2 separate regions of the Homo sapiens genome follow, and region 2 is linked to region 1. The links are chromatin contacts, found by Hi-C or POLR2A ChIA-PET in ENCODE. All regions are on one chromosome and are shown on one strand. The core of a region is the stretch at or near the end of the contact, and the rest is flanking DNA. Distances in the headings are between cores, read along the strand shown. Region 1 has its middle 83 kb from the start of KCNK12. Region 2 holds the start of MSH2 (mutS homolog 2).

Region 1 (3,668 bases), core at 688-3,187:
GATGACACAGCTCATACTCTTAACACCTCAGTCAGATATAAGAGCGGTGGAGTGGACGCTCCATTCCTGCGCCCTATACTTTTTTGAGTCCCCCAAGAAGGGCACAGAGGGCTCTCTGGGCTGCAGGGCTGCTGAGAGGTGATGAAGGCCACACCTCAGCCTCCAGCCAGACCTGCACCTCCAGATCGGAGGCATTTGGGCAGCAGTCTTGTTGCTGAGCCTCCAGGAAAGTAGATCCACAATTCCAAAGCAGGCCTTGCAGACATAAAGAGTTATTCTGCCATAAGAGGGTTCCGTGGCCAAATGAACTCGGCGACACTAGTGTGAACAAAGCTCATTGGGTTTACTTCCCACAGGACTTCCCAGAACCTGAATCTGCTAATGGGCCTTGTCAATTTCCAAGAAGACATAGAATAGTGTATTTCCCTACCTCCTCCGACCACCAGAGCCCTTCAGTCCATGTCCTTTCCTTTGGAGTACTTACTTCTTTTGGTTCTGCCTTTGATTTGAGTGGTATGTCAACCCCCTTGATAATTACAGCCTGCTGTAGGTGTGCTGGGGTGGGATTATCACTTTAAGGCCACAACCTTAAAGGGAAACCAGGCCCCCTGGGAGAATGTCATGCTGGCAGCAGTGGCTGGAGAGAGAGGCCCTTGAGGGAAAGGTAGAACTCAAGGAACCAGAGACAGGACTACCTGGGGAGTCTCCTTCGTTGCATCTTTTCTGTGCCAGCACCCCTTCTCCAGCCTTCTGGTATCAAACCTCAATCAGGTCAGTCCTGACGTGTGCTCACCAAACGTCATATCTCCTAAACTGGGGGTCACTTGGCCAGCAGCAGAAGTGTGCAGTCGTGGAGGCTACCTCCTTGCTCTAGCCCACTTGTGTACACTTTCCCTTCATTGTGGAAGGCCCTGCTGTGAGGAGCCACGCTTCAGAGAAGCCCTCACCTTTGCCATTTCGGAGGTATTTGCATATTTAAACTTAGCTGGAACTGCGGACTGAGAGCCTTTGCCCCACAAGCAAAGCAGCAGCTGGAAGGAAGGAGAGGCGGTCCTTGCAGGTGCTCTCAAAAGCCCTCTTCACAGGCGACCAATGGTTTTCAAGCCACTCACACAGCCCTTCTCAACTTGACTGTACATAAGACACACTTGAGAACCTTTAAAAACGACCTCTGACCCTGTAACCACCTCAAATTAAATTAGAATCTCGGGTCTCAAGCATCAGTAATTTGTGAAATCTCCCCAAGTGATTCTAATGTGCTCCCAGGGAGGCAAACTGCTGCTAGAGCCCAGCTCCTCAAAGTGCAGCCTGGGACCAGCAGCCCCCAGGTGTGGTTGGAAATGCCCCCAGGCCTACTGAATCAGAGCCTGCATTTTAATGACCCCCCCCCCGATGACTCATCTTCCCGTTAGAGTTCTAGGGCCTTGTTACCATCACCTGTGTCAGCATCTAGCTGCAGTGGCAAGCGTGTTGGGCCACGATTTAACCCTTTCTTGCCCCTTCCTACTGATCACCCCGGAAAGCTCGCTGGCCCTCGCTCTGTGTCTTGGCTTCCTTATCTGTTGTAAGGAACATGGCTGTGCTTTGGTCAAGGTTAGGCCAAGGTAGGATGTTTACATCCCACGTGACTCAGCATAGACCGCAGGCGTATAACTCCACTTGTTATCACAGCCATGTAGCTATAACGTGGGAACGTCATCACTTGGCTCTATGCCACTATTGTCTGTAAAAGGTACAACTGCCCTGTTGACCCTGTGCAGGTGCGCTGGTGCCCAGAGAAAGAGACAGAGCCAGAGATGTCCGTTTTTGGAGACGGACGGGGAAAGCCAGGACACAGCTTGGCCCCCTAGTGCCCAGAGAGTGAAAGAGTTAAGCTGCTGACCCTGAAGGCAGGGGAGAGCCGGTCACACAGCTGTATGTGGGAGCTGCCAGCTGAAGCAGCCCAGACAAGGCAGACAGTGTGAGAAAGCTGCTGATGTGAGCTGCTGCTGAATAAAATCATTCACCTGCCTACAGTCCCCTGAATGTTCTTTCTGCTCATCCACCCACTCCTTCTGGACCTCAACATGACCTTTGGCATAGTCGTGAACCTGACATCTGTAATATGTAGTCGTTGGACAAAGTGAGTCCTCGCTCTGCCGTCACCACCACCATCATCATCACCTCTCATTGAGGGCCTACTATGTGCAGCCAGGCTCTGAACTAGGTCTGTCCATGCTCTGCCTGAGTCTCTTCAGCTGTCCAGTGGGGACACAGGCATGCCTTGCTCAGCACTGTCCTCGTGCACAGAGCTCACGGCACTGAGGCTGAACCATGCAGCGTGAACTGTGCACCTCCCAGCCTGGCTCTTTTCCCCTCGCTACATCTTTCATTCCTCTCTTTAAAATCTTGTGCTTCTACTGAAGGTCTTTGTTTCCCAGCAAATATTTTGCAAAGGACAAACAAACAGAGCATTATTTTATGGTTTAAAGGGACGACTATGACAGTGTAAGGGCTATGAGTTTCAAGTGGATGTGGGAGTGTGCTCTAGGTCTCACATCCACTTGAGACCCACCTCCCTGCCTTTAGCCCCATAGGAAAGAATGGAGGGAAGAGGGGATGGCCAACAATCCCCTAATGGTATGCCAATCGTGAGCAATAAGTGACGTTGTCAGGACAGAGCTGCACAGAGGTCCCGATATAAAGATCTCAGTAGCCCTGATTCATATAAAGCCCCCTCCCCCAGCATCCTTCAATAAGTAGGATAAGTTTATAATAACCCAGACTCCAAGGTGTTCATGCAAGCTGGTTGTAGACAGTTGCCCTTTTCTGCCCTACATCCAATCCAACTTCCATAGGATTGAAGATTCCTTCTCTAGAACTCTTTATGGGCACATTGTAGGCTGAAAAGGACACCCACTTTTTTCCACCTCCCTGATAGTCAAGGTGCCAGCTATGATCCAGGCCTTACTTTGGGGATCTGGGCAGGAGGGTTATTAATTCTGGAGTGAGTAATATAAAAAAGCAGGCACAGAGGAGGCCCCTTAGGCCCACGAGGTGGCTGAGGGGGCAACGGGATGACAGTTTGCGGTGACAGGTCATCTGGCGTTGACAGGTATCCAGCATGGGATGTGGCCAGGCTGCCCATGGTAAGATCCAGCGTCTGAAGCTGTGTGGTCCTCACCTTCTCATTCCTGGGGAGTGATTTGTGCTTCTGGCTGCCTTCTCTTCCCTTGGTTCCCACCTGATTTCTGAGCTTCATGCTTCAAATTTACGGCAATTCTGTGAGCTACCCACACCCCCAAATACTTTCTAGATTACTTTTTCTGCTTAAATCTGCTGAAACGAAGACTCTGACGGAAGCTCACATTAACTGAGAAAGTGTACGAGAAAGCACTTTGTAAAGTACCCGGAAAATGTTCGTTGTCAATATCCAAGATCTCCCTCTAGGCAGAAAATCCTCACAGACACCTGCCCTCTCCACCTGTACCTGGTAGCTCCACAGAAGCTCTCCTCCACCTTCTGGGTCTGCAGGGCCAGGCCCCACAGATCTGTCCACCCTGCTCTATTAATAAATGCAATGTGATTGCTACTAGGGGCATGGCTTGCAGTAAGCTCTGCAAGGGATTAACATACTGTCTCAGGAAGGGTGAGTGACTTGGCCCTGTCTCATGGAGCAGAGCTGGAGC
Region 2 (3,668 bases), core at 456-2,955, 250 kb after region 1:
TGGCACGTGCCTGTAATCCCAGCTACTCCGGTGGCTGAGGCAGGAGAATCGCTTGAACCCAGGAGGTGGAGGTTGCAGTGAGCCAGGATTACACCACTGAACTCCAACCTGGGCGACACAGTAAGACTCCGTCTCAGAAAAAAAAAAAAAAAAAACATTTCAGACTTTTCATTGGCTACAGCATAAAATTTCAACAGCTCAACACCACACTAAAAGCCTTTGGTCATCTAACCCCACCCACCTGGGCCAGTCTCCTTCCTTTTCTACACCAGCAACGCCAATCTACCTCGTTTCAAGCCCTCTCCCTAGCAAACTTCTAGTCCACCAAGACTCAACGTGGACTTTGGTGTCTCATATAACGCCTCTTCCGTTGTATGAGACTCTTCCAAAGTCTTCCGTCTTTGGCGATCCTGCCTTGGCGCCTCTTGTAACCTCTTACAAGCTCACCTCCATAAGCCTCCAACTTGAATTGTAATTATTTCTGCCTTGCTGTCCAATAGTGATCTCTATGAAAGTAGAGGTATTTCTTTTTTCATCTAGTGTCCATAACCCTGCCTAACACATTTATATCTAACGAATGAAACATTTTTCATCAGGAGTATCGCATTTGCACTAGTCCTCTAGTCAGGACTAGAATCCACAACTCTGCTCCCCCTAGGATGCTCTTTTCATTAGCATAACTACATAGCTGCAAGAAAGCGCAAAGAAAACAGGGAGAGAAGAGGTTAACTAGGCCTATCCAGAACATTTGGCCCACATAGGGTGAGACGTTTGTAGCTTTCCAGGGAGAGATAATCCTGGATAGATGGGGTCGGGTGACGGAGAGCACTGAATGCTGAGCTGAAGCAGATAGCGTCCATGACTGGCCCAAGGTCACACGTTAATAAGCAGAGGGGCAGCGACTTGATCCCAAGCAGCCCAGCTCCAGAGTCCGTTGGTCCTGACCACTTCATCATACTGCTCTTCAACGGCGCTCCATTACCAGACCCTTAGCTGGACCGGCGGTATAAATGGGAGCGTCGTGGGAGCAGAATTACGTGTCATAAAAGGGTCTCCTAAACCCCCAGTCTATTTTAAATCTCACTCCTGGCTGCTGTTTGTTAATAAGAGATTCTGGCCGTGTTTGTAATGAGCGCTACATGTAGGGCCAAGGCGAGGAATGCGACTGCTGGAAAATGAACTAGAACAATGCATTAAAATGCCTGGCACGACGTAAACACTCCGTGATCACAAGTTCAGATCCGGGGCGGCTGGAGAGGCACGGGTTTCAGGGCTGAGGGGGGCGTCCCTCCGGAGCCAAGCAGAACCTGGGGACGGCGGAATCCGCACAAGCACCAACGTTCCGCCCCCGTGCCTCCGCACTGGAGAGGCTGCTCACCGCCCACTCTCTGAGGCGGGAAAGGAGCCGCGCCACAAGGCCCCGGGTCCCTCCCCAGCACGCGCCGTCCCGGCCCTCACCTGCCGGCCCCATGTACTTGATCACCCCCTGGGTCTTGAACACCTCCCGGGCGGCCAGCAGCGCGTCCTCGCCGTGCGCCGTATAGAAGTCGCCCCGGTCGAAAAGGCGCACTGTGGTGGTCGGCTTCTCCGGCATGCCCTGAAAGAAGCGCACGAAGCCGACCTCGGCCGCGCTCTCCAACTGCAGCGTCTCCTTCGGCTGCACCGCCATGTCGAAACCTCCTCACCTCCTGGTTGAAGAAAATGCGCGACCCCACACCCACTAAGCTGTTTCCCGCCTCCCCTCCCACGTCCCCCGAGCGGCGTCCGGCCACGGCGACCACACCCAATCAGCTTCCAGGGCTGCGTTTCGGTGGGTGGGAGTCTGCCGCGGCAACCAATCATAAGCAGACGCGGCCCAGCTTCCCGCGCACGCTGGTGACTTTAGCTACTGCGCATGCCTGCGCCTAGGTCGCGCGGAAACCCGCAGACGCGCATCCTTAGTAGAGCTCCTTTCTGTGTTTACTCAGCTGCAAGGCTTGAAGCCCCTGGGTGGGGTGTATGCAAGGGTAGGTTGCCACCAGGTGGGAGATTTCCGGCAGGCACTGAGCTCGTAATGTGCCCGGAAGCATGGGAGTAACATCAGAAGGAAACTTGAAAACAAAAAAAAAACTAGCCTTCCTCCTCCTCCCAGTATTTTGTTAAAACGTGTGCCCCTCTCCGACTGCCTCCCTTTTTCTTTCTAAGCAAACTGCCAACATCGGGATTACGGGTTTATTCTACACAGCCTCCTTACTGCTGCCTGTTAGCCACATTATCGTTTCATCCACTCGTTGATGATTCACTCATTCGAAAACATTTATATGGCCTGCTATGTCCCAGACTCTTCTTGGCTCTGAGGATCGCCAGTAAAAAGAAAAATCACTGCCTTTATTCTGCTTACATTCTAATATGAGAAAATTCAGATAATGAATATAGCAAGTAAATGAAATGGTACGTTAGAAGATATGCGTTTGTGGCAGGGCGCGGTAGCTCACGCCTGTAATCCCAGCAATTTGGGAGGCCGAGGTGGGCGGATCACTTGAGCCCAGGAGATTGACACCATCCTGGGCAACATGGTAAAACCCACGTCTGTGATCCCAGATATTAGCAGGGCTGAGGCGAAAGGATCACCTGAGCCCGGGAGGTCGAGGCTGCGGTGAGCCGTAAATTGTGCCACTGCACTCCAGCGTGGGCGACAGATTGAAAACCCTGTCTCAAAAAATACAAAATAAAATAAATAAAAAGACAAACGTTTGACGCCAGGCGTGGTGTCACACGCCATAATCCCAGTACTTTGGGAGCACGAGCCAGGAGGATCGTTTGAGCCCAGGAGGTCTTCTGCCGTCAGCTATGTTCACGCCACTGCACCGCAGCTGGGGCGACAGAGCGAGAGACCCCGTCTTGAGGGGGGGTAGGGGAAGACCAGTTAAGGAAGAGGAAGGTTGAAATTTTAAAATGTTAGCAAACAGCCAGGCGCAGTGGCTCACGCCTGTAATCCCAGCGTATTGGGAGGCCAACGCGGGTGGATCACCTGAGGTCCGGAGTTTGAGACCAGCCTGGCCAACATGGCGAAACCCCGTCTCTACTAAAAATACAAAAATTACCGGGCATAGTGGTGGGCGCCTGTAATCACAGCTACTCGAGAGGCTGAGGCAGGAGAATCTCTTGAACCTGGGAGGTGGAGGGGGCAGTGAGCGAAGATCGCGCCACTACACTCCAGCCTCGGTGACAGAGCGAGACTCTGTCTCAAAAAATAAATAAAATGTTATCAAACACCTGAAGGAGCTCAGGATCCATCCTGCAAAATTAACTCTTAGAAAAGGTTTTTGCTGGCCGGGCGCGGTGGCTCACGCCTGTAATCCCAGCACTTTGGGAGGCCGAGGCGGGCAGATCACCTGAGGTCAGGAGTTCGAGACCAGCCTGACTAACATGGTGAACCTCCGTCTCTACTAAAAACACACACAAAATTAGCCGGGTGTAGTGGTGGGCACCTGTAATCCCAGCTACTTGGGAGGCTGAGGCAGGAGAATCCCTTGAACCTGGGAGGTGGAGGTTGCAGTGAGCCGAGGTCGCGCCATTGCACTCCAGCCTGGGCAACAGGGTGAGACTCTGTCTCAAAAAAAAAAAAAAAAAAAAAAAAGGTTTTTGCATTCTCCAGTTTAGTTTACCCTTTCCCCATGGAAGTGGTT

Evidence for each region. Hi-C counts contacts between places; a loop is a spot of excess contacts on that map. ChIA-PET counts read pairs that join two places held with the same protein, here RNA polymerase II (POLR2A). Pooled maps may share reads with other maps.
Region 2: a map of OCI-LY7 shows a loop between it and region 1 (3-fold over the local background). The contact joins the promoter of MSH2 here to the enhancer-like site in region 1. A Hi-C loop is called at or near these places in 1 of 168 maps with a recorded cell type or tissue (OCI-LY7), 1 of 37 single-sample maps with no recorded cell type and 2 of 50 pooled maps. POLR2A ChIA-PET finds 5 or more read pairs at or near these places in 3 of 52 experiments (AG04450, T-cell and endothelial cell of umbilical vein).

What each region holds. Positions count from the first base shown.
Region 1 is chr2:47,652,645-47,656,312 of GRCh38, reverse strand. It overlaps a transcript of MSH2 not described here. Among named protein-coding and RNA genes, the nearest start is that of KCNK12, 83 kb to the right of the region's middle. Within about 2 kb of position 1,937, at least 5 of the 41 ENCODE cell types and tissues checked have a DNase peak (open chromatin) inside an H3K27ac peak, as active enhancers do; they include OCI-LY7, where a contact is called at or near this core.
Region 2 is chr2:47,401,193-47,404,860 of GRCh38, reverse strand. MSH2 (mutS homolog 2) reads right to left here and starts at 1,705. Exons shown (of 16, transcript NM_000251.3): 1 at 1,459-1,705. The coding sequence starts at 1,669. RefSeq lists enhancers at 1,119-1,178, 545-1,253, 1,254-1,964, 1,969-2,018.